Linked DNA regions of Homo sapiens: region 1 is linked to region 2. The links are chromatin loops, found by intact Hi-C in ENCODE. Cell type or tissue: PC-9. All regions are shown on one strand. Links, peaks and the distances in the headings refer to the core of each region. The heading gives the core; the rest is flanking DNA.

Region 1 (9,188 bases), core at 714-8,713, 130 kb before region 2:
CAGGGGAGGACTGTGTTTTCTGGAGGAGGTGACAGCTGAGCTGAGCCAGAGGAGTTGAGAAGGCAACACCATGGAGGCAAGAGAGCACCACGTGTCCCGGGCACTGCAGGAAGTCCCAGTATCTGCCACATGAGATTGCTGTGGAATGTGGAGAGGGAGGAGGCTGGGGCGGGAAGACAGGTGGGCCAGACCATGGAAGGTCCTGTACACTGCGCAGAAGGATACAGATGTGTCCCTGTGTGGGATGGGGCTCAAACAGAGAGGTCAGAGAATGGGAACAGCATATTTAGAGCAGGGATGGAGAGTTGAGAGATCTCAGTTCGGCGATGGACTCCACATTCTTCACTACCTGTGGCTGTTGCCAAAGGAGAGGGAAGCGTGCGCGGTTGATCCTCGCTTGCAGAGGTGATTCCCCAGTCCTTACAGGGCCCACTTCAGGCCTGGAGAGAAAGTCTGTGATTCCTGGTGTGGCCCTACGGAGGGTGAGGGGCCTACAGGACCCCCAGGGGAGGCTCCAAGAGAGCCAAGGGCTGAAAATGTAGATTCCATGCTCACCAGCCAGGTACAGTTAGTGAGAGGTGGTTGAAGTGGGGCGTACAGCAGGTTCCCCTTGTTAAAGAGAGGGAGTGAATAGAGAAGAGGTTCCCATGGGCACTACCATCACTTACAGGACCTGGAAAATCAGTTCACAAAGTGACCGTGAGGGGCCCCAGGGAAAACTGCATGGGGACAGTCCTGCAAGCAGAGAGGAGAGTCTAAAGAAAGTGAGAGCAGTGTCCTGTGCTGCAGAAAAACCAAGAACATGGTGGAGACGAGTGGCTGAAGCTGGGAGACAGACGCAGGAGGTGGGGGAGTGGACAGGGTGTGGAGAGACCCTCTTGTGTGGGGAGGGGAAAGTGGTGTGGCAGCTGGAGGAGGCTGTTGGGTCAAAGGGGGCTTTTTTTTTTTTTTTTGAAACGGAGTCTCGCTCTGCCGCCCAGGCTGGAGTGCAGTGGTGCAATCTTGGCTCACTGCAAGCTCTGCCTCCCGGGTTCACACCATTCTCCTGCCTCAGCCTCCCGAGTAGCTGGGACTACAGGTGCCCGCTAGCACGCCAGGCTAATTTTTTGTATTTTTAGTAGAGACGAGGTTTCACCGTGTTAGCCAGGATGGTCTCGATCTCCTGACCTCGTGATCCGCCCACCTTGGCCTCCCAAAGTGCTGGGATTACAGGCATGAGCCATCGCGCCCGGCCAAAGGGGACTTTCTAAGGATGGGGAGAGTTTAGTATGTTCACTGCAGAGGAAAGAGCCCAGGCAAGAGAGCATCCCCAGCTCAGATCTCAGGCCAGGAGGGGCTGTTAGATTGAGCAAGGTCCCTGAGGCAGTGGGAAGGAAAGGCATTGGGAGCACAGGTGAGAAATGGAATCTTGGCTACATGGAGGGTGAGCTCTTCAGCAGAGAAGCAGAGAACTTGGAAGAGAGGCTGGGAAAAAGGGGAGGAATGCATAGCCCTGGAGCAGACAGCATGTGGAGGAGGGTCTGTTGGCTGAGGGGGACCCCAAGCACACATGTGTGTGCAGGTCTCCAGCAGCCCTGGATGGATCCAGAGGCTGGGGCCCAAGAGGTTTTATGTCCAGCTGCTTCTCTCATTCCTTACTGGGGTGACCTCTACACGACCTTCCTGTGAGGGACAGAGTCCAGTAGAAGCCCCCCTCACCATCTCTTTGCTTCCCAGGTGCTCATCTTTTCCAAGAATGGCTCTGTGTGCCTTATGGATGTGGCCAAGCGTGAAATCATCTGTGCCTTTGCCCCTCCGGGAGCCTTTCCTCTGGAGGTCCCCTGGAAGCCAGTGTTTGCTGTGTCTCCAGACCATCCATGTTTCCTGCTCCGAGGTACAGAAAGGGACCAGGGCTGATGCCCACTGACCATTTCCCTGACTTAGTTCTCTCACAAACAGAGAGAGCCCCTCCGATCTCCTCCCCACTCTGTGTCCCCCTCTACCATAGGCCAAAGGGTACCGCAGCTCAGTCCTCACAGGGCACTTAGATAAAATGCCAGCAGGGTCTTCTCTCTGAAGTCACAGCTCAACCCAGATGACCCAGCCTTTATAAGCAGAGAGCAGCCCCCACCTGCTCACCTGGACCACAGAGCCCACTGAGAAAGCGATTGTTACACAGAACATGGTGTTCTTGTCTCGTCACAGGAGACTATTCACATGAAACTGCGTCCACCGACGATGCTGGAATCCAATATTCTGTTTTCTATTTTAATTTTGAGGCCTGCCCACTCCTGGAAAATATCTCAAAAAATTGTACCATTCCTCAAAGGGACTTGGATAACATGGCCTTCCCCCAAGCACTGCCACTGGAGAAGAGATGTGAGCGTTTCCTCCAGAAGAGGTAAAGAGCTCTGTGTCTTCACCCCCTCCCACATCTGAGGTTGTCTCTGGATTGAGGGATAGTGGAGTTTCTTTCATGGTAAATCCTTTCAGCATTGAAATTTCCCCTGGCTGGGCGTGGTGGCTCACGCCTGTAATCCCAGCACTTTGGGAGTCCGAGGCAGGCGGATCACCTGAGGTGAGGAGTTCAAGACCAGCCTGGTCAACATGGTGAAACCCCGTCTCTATTAAAAATACAGAAATTAGCTGGGTGTGGTGGTACATGCCTGTAATCCCAGCTACTCGGGAGGCTGAGGCAGGAGAATTGCTTAAACCTGGGAGGCAGAGGTTGCAGTGAGCCAAGATCGCACCACTGCACTCCAGCCTAGGTGACAGAGCAAGACTCTGTCCCAAAAAAAAAAAAAAAAAAAGAAATTTCCCCTAAGTGAAGGGTTCTACCCCATGATAGCCCATGAGCTGCACTCCACCTCACATGTGGATTGGTAGAAAAAGAGTCATTAATTCAGGCTGGGAGAAAAGAAGGGCTTCCAGTTGGTGTTTTCTTCCTGTCAAGATCATCTTTTTAACTTTCTCAATTCCCTCTTAAAAGTATGTTTAGGCCAGGCCCGGTGGCTCATGCCTGTAATCCCAGCACTTTGGGAGGCCGAGGTGGGCAGATTGCTTGAGCTCAGGAGTTTGAGACCAGCCTGGCCAACATGGCGAAACCCCATCTCTACAAAAAACACAAAATTAGCTGGGTGTGGTAGCACATGCCTTTTGTCCCAGCTACTCTGGAGGCTGAGGTGGGGGAGAATTGCTTGAACCTGGGAGGCAGAGGATGCAGTGAGCCAAGATCGTGCCATTGCACTCCAGCCTGGGTGACAGAGTCAGACCCTGCCTCAAAAAAAAAAAAAAAAAGTATGTTTGGATTATTAGACACAATCCTTAAGATGGGGTTGGCAAACTATGACCTGTGGGCCATATCCAGTCCACTGCCTGGTTTTGTAAATAAGGTTTTATTTGAACACAGCCGTGCCCATTTGTTTATGTATTATCTATGGCTACTGTATGCTATGGCAGGATTGAAGGCTGCGAAGGAGACAGCATGACCTATAAAGTCTAAATTATTTACATTCTGGGCCTTTACAGAAAATGTTTGCCAACCCATGATCTAAGACCCCTTTCTTTTACCCATCATTCAGATAAACCGTTATGTGTGTGTTTCTCCTCTTCCCCTTCCTCTTTCCACTCTCCCTAATCCTGCAAGCACTGTTTTCTTGCCCTCCTTTCTGCTATCAAAGCATAAGGAACAGTACTCAGGCCATTCTGGAGAAATAGGTGTCTCTTCTAATCCATCTCACAATAAATTTCTGGGGATTTGCAAATCCTTGTTGATGATTCCTTTTGGGATCTGACCACACATTTCGGGTGGACTGGGGTCATCAGTGGAGTCCTGGATCCTCGTCCCGGGCCTGCCACTACAGAACTAGGTGGCTCTGGCAGGTTCCTTTCCTTCCAGTGCCTAGATGTTCCTATGTATGTAACGTGACCTCTGAGATTCTGTGATCTCTCCAATCACCATAATGTCTCTTCACGACTGTCTCCCCCTTTCTCTGTGTAGACTCTTTACTCAGGGAAGAGTCACTTCACGACTATTTCCCCCTTTCTCTGTGTAGACTGTTTACTCAGGGAAGATTGAAGTAGACTGGTTAAGATATGCAGGTCTGGAGCCAAACAGACCTGAGTTTGATTCTGACACTACCACTTACAATGAGACCTTGGGCGAGTTACTCAGCCTCCTCATTCAGTCAAAAAACACATATTGTGCACCTGTGAGATGCCAGGCTGTGTTCTGACCATTTTAATGATGCCTGATTTTTTTTGGCTTAAGGTATTAAGTGGGATGATACATGGAAAGTACCAGGCACAGAGTGGTTGCTCAGTAAATGGTAGTTATGACCATGATGATGGCTCCCTGCTAATCCAAGTTCATGCCTGGGAAAATTCTAAACATTACCACTAGGTGGCACCATAGCTCCTCTCCGCTTCCTAGCTCATACCTGCACTTAACAGGGGCGTTCAAGTCCTTCCTGCATTGTAGTGGGTCGCTGGGAGGCTCTCGGTACCTCCCGGAGGGAAATGTGCCTATTCGTCAGGAGACGAATATGGTCTCATGAGTCTCTGGGGAGAGAGAGGCAATGAAGAAGGCGATGGTTGACATTGGCCCTCTCTAAAGGTCTACCAAGAATGTTCAACTATTCTTCACAGGGAGGGTTTTTGTTTTTTGTTTTTGTTTTTGTTTTTGAAACAGAGTTTCACTCTTATCACCCAGGCTGAAGTGCACTGGCGCGATCTCGGCTCACTGCAACCTCTGCCTCCCGGGTTCAAGCGATTCTCCTGCCTCAGCCTCCCCAGTAGCTGGGATTACAGGCATGCGCCACCACGCCCGGCTAATTTTTGTATTTTTAGTAGAGATGGGGTTTCTCCATGTTGGCCAGGCTGGTCTCGAACTACTGACCTCAGATTATCTGCCTGCCTCGGCCTGCCAAAGTGGTGGGATTACAGACATGAGCCACCACGCCTGGCCTGATTTTATTTAAAAGCTGCAAATGTATAGATTACTTTTTTAAAAAGTGTTAAATTGGCCGGGCGCGGTGGCTCACACCTGTAATCCCAGCACTTTGGGAGGCCAAGGCGGGTGGATCACCTAAGGCCAGGCGTTCGAGACCAGGCTGGCCAAAATGGTGAAACCCCGTCTCTACTAAAAGTACAAAAATTAACCGGGCACGGTGGCAGGTGCCTATAATCCCAGCTACTCAGGAGGCTGAGGTAGGAGAATTGCTTGAACTCAGGAGGTGGAGGTTACAGTAAGCTGAGATCATGCCATTGCACTCCAGCCTGGGCGACAGAGCAAGAATCTGTCTCAAAAAAAATAAATAAATAAGTGTTAAATATTCTTTATTTGCTATTACACATAAATCACACCAGAATCTCTTTCAATAAGTAAAAGGGATTTTATTTTATTTTTATTTTGTCTATTTTTTGAGACAGGGTCATCCAGGCTGGAGTGCAGTGGTGCAATCACAGCTCACTGCAGCCTTGACTTCCCGGGCTCAGGCAATCCTGCCTCAGCCTTCCGAGCAACTGGGGCCACAGGCATGCGCCACCACACCCAGCTAATTTTTTTATTATCTGTGGAAGCAGGGTCTCCCTATGTTGCCCAGGCTGGTCTTGAACTCTTAGGCTCAAGTGACCCTCCCACCTGGGCCTTACAAATTTCTGGGACTATCAGTGTGAGCCACCATTCTCAGCCTAAAAGAAACCATTACAGATACAGGGAATTCTACTTAGATTGGCAGAGTTAAGGTCAAAAATATAAAGTACACATTGCTACTTTACCTTCAGCCCTTTCCTTTAAGAGGCAAATCAACACAAAATATGGTGCATCTTGCTTGGTTCTGAGACAGTGAAGGAATTTCTCCAGTGTTTAAATATATTCATATAACCGGTTATATAAATCTAAATATAAAACCTATCTCCAATACTTTTTTTTTTTGAGATGGAGTCTCGCTCTGTCGCCAGGCTGGAGTGCAGTGGCACAATCTCAGCTCACTGCAACCTCTGCCTCCCAGGTTCAAGTGATTCTCCTGCCTCAGCCTCCCAAGTAGCTGGGACTACAGGCACATGCCACCATGCCCAGCTAATTTTTGTATTTTTTAGTAGAGACGGGGTTTCACCATGTTGGCCAGGATGGTATCGATCTCTTGACCTTGTGATCCACCCGCCTTGGCCTCCCAAAGTGCTGGGATTACAGGCATGAGCCATCACACCCGGCCTCCAATACATTTTTAAGATAGCATTCACCATTTTTGTGAAAAGTTGGACATTACCAGCCAGGTGCTGTGGCTCACGCCTGTAATCCCAGCAGTTTGGGAGACAGAGATGGAGGATCACTTGACGCCAGGAGTTCAAGATTAGCCTGAGCAACATAGTGAGACCCCATCTCTACATCTACATCTATAAATAAAAAATTAATTAATTAAATTAATTAAAATCTTATCTCCACATAGATGGAGAGCCTCAAAACAAATCAAAGCTATGGTCATTGTCTTTCTCCCCCAGAGTACTCCTCTTCCTGTTTGCCTAAGCATTTTAACATCATTCACTTGCACCTCCTTCCCTACCACAACCCCACTGACAGCCCCCCCTCCACCCTGCTAAGCGTGCCCGTCTCTGTGTGCACTCTGAGGGGTGAATCTTGGGCTTCTCTGATTTTTCTGTAGTGAACATGCACTTATTATTTTTTTTTAAACAACTCTTACTTTTTTTTTCTTTTGAGATGGAATTTTGCTCTTGTTGCCCAGGCTGGAGTGCAATGGTGCTATCTTGGCTCACTGCAACCTCCATCTCCCAGATTCAAGCGATTCTCCTGCCTCAGCCTCCTGAGTAGCTGGCATTACAGGCACGTGCCACCACGCCTGGCAAGTTTTGTATTTTTAGTAGAGACGGGGTTTCTCCAGGTTGGCCAGGCTAGTCTCAAACTCCCAACCTCAGGTGATCCGCCTGCCTTGGCCTCCCAAAGTGCTGGGATTACAGGCGTGAGCCACCGCGCCTGGCCAACAACTCTTACTTTTTAAAAGACCCAACTCAAACTGTCTTTATAAAAGTTGGAATCATACAGTGTGTCTTTTTGTGACTGGCATATTTCAGTCAGCGTAATGTCCTCAATAGTCATCCATGGTGGAGCATGTGTCAGAACATCTTCCTTTTCAGTCTGAATGTTCCGTTGTGTGTAATACCACAGCTTGTTTGCAAATAGCCTTTTAGTTCCTCAGCTCGCCATCCTGTCTACCCACATGCACCTCACAGGTAAGAATGCTAGACCCATCATTCCTCCAGGAAAGGCCTTCTGAGCACCTGCTGTGTACCAGGCTGAGCCCTGAGGACACAGAGGCGATGCAGGTGTGTCCTCTTAGAGTTTCTCATAGGAGCACAGGGTAGTCGAGGTCTGCCCTGGGGGCTCGGGAGCTGGGGAAGTGAGAGGAGATTCCTCTCATCACAGTTGTGTGGCCCTCAGCTATCGGAAGCTGGAGAAGAACCCAGAGAAGGAGGAGGAGCACTGGGCCCGGCTTCAGAGGTACTCCTTGTCGCTCCAGAGAGAGAACTTCAAGAAGTGAGGCTGCCACCGCCCTGGGATCTCTGAAAAGGAGGTTTCAGCCACGAGGCAGCTGCTCCCAGGACACTGAGGCCAAGAGAAATGTAACAGAGCCACAGCTCCACAGGCCTGCACTCGGAGTCTGGGGCCTCTGCAGAGCCAGCAAGGGGAAAAGTATAATCTGGGGGACCTTCAACCACTAAGCCTCTTGTCAGAGCCCTCAGGCAGGCAGATGTGTCACCCAAATAAACAGTGATATTGTCTCCAGACTCCCAAGTTGCTGTGGTATATAACTCATCGTTCCCACGCAGTCCAGACCCCAGCAGGGCCCAGATGATGGTTTCAACCAGAGTCCTCGGCCTGGTGAGGACCACTCACCTCCTAGGCCCTGGAGAGCCACTGTCCTCAGATGAGCAAGACACCCCGCCCACCTGTTTTCCCCACCCATTTCTCCCTCCCACGGCTGGCTCACACCTTTATAGAATAGCTTTGAGGAGGTGAGGCTCAGGATGGTGGCGTAAGGGCCTGAGGCCACACAGGTACGAGAGGCAGAGTGGGAGGGAGAGGTGGCAGGCAGGAGCTGGGCCACTGCTGCCCCTGGCCTGCTGGCTCAGGAACGCTAGAGGTGGCTGGGCAGAGAGATGCCTTGTTCTTCTCTAGAAACTGTCCTCCCCCAAAAAACAGACGGAGGGGTCCCCAGCAGCCCAAGGGATCCGTGAGGACCCTGTGTGGAACCTTGGAGGCTGAGGGGGCTCAAGTGTCCCAGCCTGGTCCTAGGCCTGCTCAGTCTCTTGGGTGAGAAACTACCTGGGAGGGTGACTGCACTCAGAGTTTGTGATGGCTGCTGTTTTGCAGCCCCATCCACCTCCTCCCTGGGTCACATACCACATTCCTTGTTGGCCAGACAACTTCCATGTGGCACTGATGCTGGCTAGCTGACTGTCCCCCGGGATGAAGGTATCCCCGCCTGAGACACTCTGGCCCTCTCCACACCCCACCATGGGAATGAAATATAGCCGCCAACATACCTGTTGGCAGTAATTCCCTCTACACAGCAGGTGCTCTGGCAGCTCTCTGGAGACGAGGAAGGAGAACTTAGGAAGATGGTCTTGGCTTACACACCACCTAAGGTGTTGGGGAACCAACATTTCTGTGGTTGGTGTATTTTACATTTAAGCTTTAAGCAACCTTGTGAAACATAGATGTTATTGTTATCCCCATTTTACAGAGCAGGGAACTGAGACTCAGGTGAGACAGCGTAGAACAGCCTGTGTCCAGTCCCCGTGGGCTTCTCCATAGCAAATGCTAGAAACCGAACACAAACTACCTTTAGCAAAAAGGGGGATGTGTTGGCTCAGATAACTTAGCCATCCAGGAGTCACACTCTTGGTGTGGCTGGATCCAACCCCAGGTGTTGAGATCACACCTGGAGTCTCCCTCCGCCTCTCAGTTCTAATTCCCCCTTCAGGCAGGCCTTCCACTTGGGTGACACCAGAAGCACCCGGTGGACCACCCCTTCCCAATAGTGCCGGCAAAGCCCTGAGCCTGCTCCTCACTGGCCTGCATGTAGTCTCTTTCCTGAACCACTCACTGTAATGATGGTCAGGGCTGCGGCAGGTGTCCATCCCTGGAGGGAGGGAGAGGTATTCCCACCCCCAAACCAAGGACTGACAAG
Region 2 (9,188 bases), core at 432-8,431:
TAGCAAATCTTTAACATATGAAAAGTACAAAACAACTCTAAGTGCTTGCAAAGAAAGGGTGCTAAGAGATCGCTGAAGTTTCCAAAAAGTATACAACCCTTTCATATGAAAGGGAGGGTGACTCAAAAGCATCAGTAAATACTGGAAGCCCCGTGAGGTTGTCAGGGAGTCCAAAGTTAAGTATCTAAAGAAGGAAAAGGGTTCCATGATGTTCCTGCACTAGGATGCTGATAGAGTCACAGAGCCATGTCAGATGGTGAGAGACAAAACTTTACTCCATTCTAATGTCATCCAAACTCAAGAATGCATTCACTACATTAGCCTGGAAAGTGGGGATCTGCCAACCTCAACAGAGTCAACTAAGACTGAAGACCCTATTGAAAAACAACAAGAAAGTCCTTTAGACAGCAATGCTAGCAACGATGGATCTAAAAACTCCTACTTCATCATGATGAAAAGGTTAATAAAGGATCATGGCTTAGCAATGAGCAGCAGTCTCCTAAAAAATCATCTCTCTCCAAGGGCCAGGGATCATAATGACAACAATCAGTTGAAGAAAAACCAGGACCAAGCAAACCAAAGACGCACCAGTAAACTGCACAGGGGACAGCATGTGGTAAGTTGAATAAAATAAACATGGCAATTCCTATTCCCTTGCTGGCTATTGCCCAAGTTTAATTTGGCATATGAGGACATAGGCCATGTCACAGTTATCCTAGCAAAACAAATCTGAGAACACCTACTTGGGGCCATTTTAATTCTGCCTCTGATAGTCTACCTTCCTATAGAATATCACCTGACCTTGAATTACATTACAGATCTCTTAGTCACTATATTACTCTTTAGGAAAGATATAAATTTTACTATCTAAGTCAAAGCCCCTGCGTCATGATTATTCCAAAGTTTCATTGTCACTGGCCTATGACTAGGAAACTAATTTTATAATCAGCATAAAACTATTTATCTCACCTTTGGCCAAGTAGCCAGTGACATCATTCTCCTATATCAAGAAATCAGTCTGTGAACAGATGAACCACGATATAGGCCTAGTAATAATCTTATGCACGTTAAAACTGTTAGTAGATCTTAGCAAAAACAAAACAAAACCCAAACTATTAAATCTATTAAATAAAACATGTTCTAGGACTATCTTAAGAGTAAAAAAAAACAAGAAACAATATGAAGATGTAGAGGTGGCTACAGATGCCCAAGGCTCTTGGTTTTCTAGTAACCCTAGTTTGGAAGAGAACTGCAAGAGAATATACCTTATCCATATGGAAGATCAAATCCAATTCACACACATTTTCGAAACACTTATCCAGAGTTTCCACAAAAACCTAGAAAACAAGGAGAAATAGATAAAGAAGAGAAATAGGAACACATTCACAGCTTTATCAATGTCACATCTGAAAGTAAAAGGGGCTGTCACAATACTATTTACTTTATGATAAATCTCAAAAATTAAAACACCTACCTTTTGTCTCCAGCATTAGCTGATCACCCTACTTATCTCGATTTAGAGGGAATAATCTAGGACAGGAAAACCTTGTTTTCAGCATAGCAACACAACCAGCAGACACATGTGGCTCTTTCCCCCTTTATAAGATGCTAATTTATGGTAGGGCATGGTGGCTCATACTTACAATCTCAGCACTTTGAGAGCCCAAGGCAGGAGGATCACTTGAGGCCAAGAGCTCACGACCAGCCTTGCTAACAAGACGAAAACCCATCTCTACTAAAAATACAAAAATTATCTGGGTGTGGCGACACGAGCCTGTTATAGTCCCAGCTACTTGGGAGGCTGAGGCACGAGAATAGCTTGAATGAGAATCATTTGAGGTGGAGGTTGCCATAAGCAGAGATCGCACCACTGCACTCCAGCCTGAGTGACAGAGTGAGAGTCTCTCAAAAAAAAAAAAAGAAAAAAGAAAAAAAATTACATAAAAGAATAACAAATTAAAAAAACCAACTACTTACAATACTATGTCCTCAATGAATACATGTACAAAAAATTTTTCATTATTACAGGGTTAACATAGCTGTGTTTTAATTTCAGCCAAAATTAACTTCAAAACATCTTCCCTTTTTAATTTTTTTGGTCAGTTATTTAGCCTACAAAATACCTTCCTATGAATAAATTTAATTGACGTGTTTACAACTTAAAATTTTTTTTTAAAAGCCCTGAGCTTACTTCTCTATAGAACCTTTTAACTTTTAATAAAACATAACAGAAAAGTGTACAAATGACAAGGGCACAGTTTAATGAATTTTCAGAATGAACACACCATGTAACTACAACCTAGGTATCTATCTATAACTGTTTAATTTCTCTCAGACAATGACCTCATTTAAACAATCTCATTGTCAGCAGTGTCATGAATTGTTCGGCACTGCATGAAAATGGGTCTTACTTGAGGCCAGCAAGTGACAGAGACCAGGCACACCGTTCCACTGTAGCACAAGATGGGTGCTCATAGGCAAACCACCCTGCAGCGGCTGCTGGGGAGACAGACCCACTTGCCATGAGGAACCAACGCACACTATTGGAGCTGATCCTGCTCTGTCTCTTCTCTATGTAAGTAAAGCTTTATCCAGTGTTTGCACTTTTTCCTTGCCGACTCTGATACCAAGATGCAATGGGCAAGAGCATTTAGATTCCTTTCTTGAGACTGGTAACCAGTGCACTGTATTTTGCCAGATACCAACCATTTTGGAAAACTATGACATTATGTATGCATGCTCTATGATCTAGGAATTCTACTCCCAGATAACATATCTAACAGATATATACATGTATGCCAAAAACCACATACAATAATTTCATATTAGTGCCATTCATAAATCTTTACATTTTTAACAGTGCCAGAATATTTCACTATAAGGACACATAGTTAAATGGGTCTATTTCTCAATCACTATGCTGGGTACTTGGTAAGCCCTTATAATCCTGCAGTTCAAGTCCTTCAGTTCTGGGAAATTTTATCGAATTATTTTGTTGAGAATTCCCTCCTTTCCACATTCCTAATCAATCTTTTTGGAGCTGCTTATATTCAAGTATTGGACCTCTGTCTGTCTTCTTTTTTTTTTTTTTTTGAGACAGACTCTCGCTCTGTTGTCCACGCTGAAGTGCAGTGCCACGATCTTGGCTCACTGCAGCCTCTGCCTCCTGGGTTCAAGCAATTCTCCTGCCTCAGCCTCCTGAGTAGCTGGGATTACAGGCATGCACCACCACGCCTGGCTAATTTTTGTATTTTTAGTAGAGACGAGGTTTCACCATGTTGGCCAGGCTGATATCCAATTCCTGACCTTAAGTGATCCCCCTGTCTTGGCCTACCAAAGTGCTGGGGTTACAGACGTGAGCCACTGTGCCCGGCCTCTGTCTTATTTTCTCATCTTTTCTCTCCCATTTTCCATCTCTGCCCATTCTGAGACAATTGATTAACTTGATTTTCTAATACTTCAGTTGAAGTGGGTTTTTGTTTGTTTCCATTTCCTCTCATTTTTTATTTCTAAGAGACCATTTTGTTCATTTTGTGTGAGCAACAAGGCTGTGAGTGTTTTTGTTTAGCACCCATTTAGCAATAAGACATAAATGGGTCTTATTTTATTTCTAATTAATAAATGGGTCTTATTATTATTTAAAATAAATGTCTTATTTCTCTGTGGCTTTTTTTTTTTTTTTTTTTTTTGAGACAAGGTCTCACTCTGTCACCCAGGCTGGAGTGCTGTGGTGTGATCTCAGAACACTGCAGCCTCAGCCTCCCGGGTGCAGGTGATTCTCCTGCCTCAGCCTCCTGAGCAGCTGGGACTACAGGTATGTGCCACCATGCCTGGCTAAAATACTTCGTATTTTTAGTAGAGATAGGGTTTCACCATGTTGGCCAGGCTTTCTCTGTAGCTTAAGAATAGGGTTTTGGGTTTTTTTTTTTTTTAAACTGTTTTCCTTTCTTTATATGGTGTCCATTTTTAAGTTGCTTTTTATTGTTTGTTCATTTTATCTCCTTCTTCTATGTTAGAGGTTTTCCGCAGATGTCTGATAATCCTTTGTTTTTCATTTGTTACAAGAATAAAAGGCTGATTGAAAGCTCTACAATCATGGATATTTCTTGCCCACCTCCATGGTTATTTGCTTCCCTAGCGAAATCTGTCTCACGTGTCCATGTGAAGAGACCACCAAACAGGCTTTGTGTGAGAAACAAGGCTGTTTATTTCACCTGGGTGCAGTCTTTCTAGGTATCAAAATTCATTGTAAAGCTTTGTTAACTAAAATAGTATAATACTAAGGCTGGGTGAGGTGGCTCATGCCTATAATCCCAACACTTTGGGCAGCCAAGACAGGAAGATCCCTCGAGCCCAGGAGTTTGAGACCAGCCTGGGCAACATAGCAAAACATCGTCTCCACAAAAAAATAAAAATAAAAAAATTAGCCAGGCATAGTGGCACACACCTGTAGTCCCAGCTACTTGGAAGGCTGAGGTGGGAGGATTGCTTGAGCCCAGGAATTCAAGGTTGCAGTGAATTATCATTGCACCACTGCATTCCAGCCTGAGTGACATACCAAGACCTTGTCTCTAAATAAATTTTAAAAATAAAATAAAAGTATAATTCTAAGATGGGAATATAGATCAGTGGGGCAGAATATAAATTACTGAAACATACATGTTTATAAAATGCAATTTTAAAAATAAGAGTCGTATTTTAAGTTGGTGGGGAAAAGACAAGCTAACTGATAATGTTGGAACAGTTATCCTTTGGGGGAAAAATAAAGTTACATATTTCAATGCAGACATAAAAATATCTAACAGATATTAATGAGCTAAATGTAAAAAAATAAATTAAAAAAGCAACGGCAGATCCCCTGGGTGCCATCCAGGCCCCCGGAAGGAGCTATTCAGTCTGTGGCAAAGCTTTGAGGTGGCTGGTACTGCTAAAAGCGGCACGTGGAGGTGCCCCCTAGCGGCCTGAGCTCTGTTCTGCGGCAGCCAGAGCACATGCGAGGAGAGCCAGACCACAGTTTGCAGCAGCACCATCCCAAAAGGCTGTTTTCATTAAAGATGTTTCATGAAACTAAGACTGGGTTCTCAAGATAGGGTAGTTATCCAGGACAAGATGGACTAGCCCCAGAAAAAGACATCCCCAGATAGTGGGTGGAAAAAGAACTGTCAGATGCATCTGTTTTTCTTACTCAAAATATTATTCAAGATCACAATCAAGGTCAAGAGAAAGAAAACAAGAAAGAAAACGAAGGACGAAAACACAAAGCGCATGCTGATGGGCAAAGAGGCTGAACTGAAGACATTGCAGACTCAGGTAGGAAAATAATAAGCCTATTTCATGATGAGGCAAGAAGACAGGAATCCTACAACAAATCCTCTAAGAAATACACTTCTGAGGAGCATAATGACAAAGAACATTATTCTGATAAAGGAAGAGAGGGACTAAATTCATCTGAAAATGGGCTGGGCGCAGTGACTCACGTCTGTAGTCTCAGTACTTCGGAAGGCCAAGGTGGGCAAATTGCTTGGGCTCACAAGTTTGAGACCAGCTTGAGCAACATGGCAAAGCCCTGTCTCTATAAAAAACACAAAAGTTAGCCAGGCGTGGTGGTGTGTGCCTGTGATTCCAGCTACTCGGGAGGCTGTGGTGAGAAGCTTGAGCCGGGGAGACAGAGGTTACAGTGAGCTGTGATTGTGCCACTGCACTCCAGCCTGGGCAACAGAGTGACATGCTGTCTCAATAAATAAATACATTCATCTGAAAATGATGAGGACAGACACAAACACAAAGAAAGCCATCAAGAAGCAGAAGTCACTCAAGATACAGGTCTCGTGAAAGGCATCATCGTAGTAGAGGGAAAAGAAGTAGTCTCAATCCAGAAGCAGAGAGAAGAACGATCATGATCTAGAAGCAGGAAAAGAAAACCATGGGCTGGACATGGTGCTTCACACCTGTAATCCCAGCACTTTGGGAGGCCAAGTCAGGCAGATCACCTGAGATTCAGGAGTTTGAGACCAACCTGGCCAACATGGCAAAACCCTGTCTCTACTAAAAATGCAAAAATTAGCCAGGCGTGGTGATGCATGTCTGAGGTCCCAGCTACTTGGGAGGCTGAGGCAGGAGAATCACTTGAACCCAGGAGGTGGAGGTTTCAGTGAGCTGAGGTCACACCACTGCACTCCAGCCTGGCCAACAGAGTGAGACGCCGTCTCCAAAAAGGAAAGAAAAAAAAAAGAAAGAAAGAAAACCATGGATCAGATCTTGCTCCTGTTCAAGATAAAAACTACATCTGTGTTGCGTGTGAAAAATAAGTAAATAAATAAATATGACATGCATAGGAAAGAAGCAGAAGTAGTACAGGAAGCAGAAGACAAGAGAGAAAGAAGAGCATTGAGAAACTAAGATTTAGCAGAAGTTTAAGCCAGATTTCCAGTTCATCTCTCTTCAGAGGCAGAGGCACAGCAAAGGATGCATAAGAAGCTTTAGCTGGGAGGATGGACTAGGCAAAGAAATTACAAGAACAGCAAGAAAAAGAAATAGTTGGGATGGGTGTTGGGAAAAAATTTTTTAAAAGAAAAAGAAATCATTGAAAAACAAAAACAAGAAATAGCTCCAGTTACTAGAGATTTTGTTCTCAATGTTGCTGCCCTGTTGGCATCAGGAATGCCAGTAACTCAGATAGCTATGGCAGCTCAAATGGGAGCCCTGCAAGCAACAGCTTTGGCAGAGACAGAACAGCTGTACCTAGGGATTATGACACAGCAGCTGGAAATCCAGTGAAATTTGCTGAACAAGAGGAAAAAAGTCAAGGCAAGAAAAACTGGGCAAACTCCCCGTCTGCTGAACTATGACTTTGGGAAACAAGGACCAAAATGTCATATATATGGAAATTAGTGGGTATTAAGAGTGAAGATGAAGCTAGATGTAGCTCACTTGATGAAGAAAGTTAGAAGACTTTGAAGCAATAGGAAGTACTGTATTTAGAAATTTAGATGCTCAGTATGAAAAGGCAAGATCACAGACCCACACATAAAGAGGAACGGGATTGGGTTTCACATCTTCAACGTGAGAAATGGATGCAGTTTGAAAAAGATCATACTTTTAAGGTTTGGGAACTTATAGCCTTCTTGTTCTGATGTCAGGTCCTTGTTCCCAAAGAGCTAGTGTTCCAGTTTGTAGGGTGTTGCACTGGCTTTTCTTCCTCTCTCTTTTTTTAAGCTGTGGTAAAATACACGTAACATAAAATTTACCATCATAGCCATTTTTTAAGTGTACAATTCAGTAGCATTCGATAACGTTCATAATGTGCAACCATCACCACCATCCATGTTCATATCTCTATTTTATAAACCTGAAACATGGCCGGGCGCGGTGGCTCATGCCTGTAATCCCAGCACTTTGGGAGGGCGAGGCAGGTGGATCACTTGAGGCCAGGAGTTTAAGACCAGCCTGAGCAACATGGTGAAAACCCCCAGCTACTCAGGTGGCTGAGGCACAAGAATTGCTTGAACCTGAGAGGTGGAGGTCACGGTGAACCAAGATCATGCCACTGTACTCCAGTCTGGGCAACAGAGTGAGACTCTGTCTCAAAATAAAAAAAATTAAAAAAAAGAAAAACACCAAAAAACTGAAATGCTATTCCCATTTGCATTGGCTTTAATTTATTGAAAAATAAGATTTTTTTCATAAATATCAGATCAGTGATATAGGTGTTGTAATCATGTTAGACTCGCTTTCACTAAACCTGACAGGACTATAGAAGGACAATATTTTTTGGTTCGTGAATTCTACTTTTTGAACATAAAGTGCTGTAGGTAGAATGAAATCTCATACATGCATTTTTTTGTGTCTGTTATCTTGTGTACTTTTGTACTTAACCTTGTACAGTTATTTTCATCTTTTAAAACATAAAATAAATGTTATGCAGATGTTCGTTAGAAGATCTTGCCACTGGTACATAATCCAGCACAAATAAGCTGGGTGGTGATGATAATAAAAATGGTTTTCTCCAAAGGAAAAAAAAAACAACAGCAAAACTGTAGGAGAATATTTTCATACCTTGGGAGCTATGAAGAAAACAACTTCCAGATGTACCTACATAAAGCAAAAAGACCAATGGAGTAGGAGAAAATATTTGCAATAAATATAACAAAAAAAGAATATGCATACAATTAGGAAAAAATCTAACTTACAAACAAACAAAACAAATGAGCCTTTTGAAAAGTGGACAAATATCGTAGACATTTCCAAATACCAAAGATACGCAGCCTCACCACTATTCAGGGAAACTCTAGTGAAAACAATGAATTTGCATTTTTTCACCCATCAGATTGGCAAACATTTGAAAATATTCTTATTTTTATCTTATTTTTGAGACAAGGTCTTGGTCTGTCATGCAGGCTGGAGTGCAGTGGTATAATCATAGCTCACTGCAGCCCTGATCTCCTGGGCTCAAGCAATCCTTCAACCTCAGCCTCCCAAGTAGCTGAGAATCACAGATGCATGCTACCACCCGAGGCTAATTTTTGTTGTTGTTGCTGTTTCTTTGTTTGTTTTGATACAGGGTCTCTCGCTCTGTCACCCAGGCTGGAGTGCAGTGGCATGATCTCGGCTCGCTGCAACCTCCGCCTCCCAGGTTCAAGTGATTCTCCCGCCTCAGCCTCCTGAGCAGCTGGGATTACAGACGTCCCGCACAATGGCCCAGCTAATTTTTGTACTTTTAGTAGAGACGAGGTTTCACCATGTTAGCCAGGCTGCTCCAACTCCTGACCTCAAGTGATCTGCCTGCCTCAGCCTCCCAAAGCGTTGGGATTACGGGCGTGGGCCGCCGCACCCAGCCAGGCTAATTTTTTCGTAGAGACAAAGTCTCACTATGCTGCCCAGGAAGGTCTCAAACTCCAGGGCTTAAGCGATCCTCCTGCTTTGGCCTCCCAAAGTATTGGTATTACAGGCGTGAGCCATTGCACCCAGTGTGAAAATATTCTTAATATTCAAAAGTCAGTGAGGTTATGGGTAAACAGATACATTCTTATTACATTCCATTAGTACAAGTATCAAAGGCAAAGCCTTTGTTTGGAGGCAATTCAGCAGTATCTATCCATTTAAAAAACACATGCCCTTATTAAAGCAGCAATTCCAATTGAGAAATCTGTACTATGGGAATTAACATATGTGCATATAGATGCACGTGG

The links. Peaks named below come from ENCODE experiments on the same cell type or tissue, not always from the same donor. Only the 100,000 strongest peaks of a DNase experiment are listed, where the experiment ranks them.
Region 1: it touches region 2 in a loop (9-fold over the local background); 44 of 110 quality-filtered maps call a loop at or near these places.

What each region holds. Positions count from the first base shown.
Region 1 is chr15:89,735,857-89,745,044 of GRCh38, forward strand. It overlaps WDR93 (WD repeat domain 93), which reads left to right. Exons shown (of 17, transcript NM_020212.2): 15 at 1,717-1,873; 16 at 2,185-2,380; 17 at 7,436-7,782. The coding sequence ends at 7,535. It also overlaps a transcript of MESP1 not described here. Among named protein-coding and RNA genes, the nearest start is that of MESP1, 11 kb to the right of the region's middle. In PC-9, for the core only: CTCF peaks have their summits at 4,397 (motif pointing right) and 4,598; a DNase peak (open chromatin) is centred at 4,395.
Region 2 is chr15:89,870,210-89,879,397 of GRCh38, forward strand. ARPIN-AP3S2 (ARPIN-AP3S2 readthrough) reads right to left here. Exons shown (of 10, transcript NM_001199058.2): 8 at 1,266-1,337. It overlaps AP3S2 (adaptor related protein complex 3 subunit sigma 2), which reads right to left. Exons shown (of 6, transcript NM_005829.5): 4 at 1,266-1,337. It also overlaps the pseudogene LOC100631255. Among named protein-coding and RNA genes, the nearest start is that of MIR5009, 9.2 kb to the right of the region's middle. In PC-9, for the core only: CTCF peaks have their summits at 4,935 (motif pointing left) and 5,135; a DNase peak (open chromatin) is centred at 4,942; H3K27ac peaks cover 588 bases.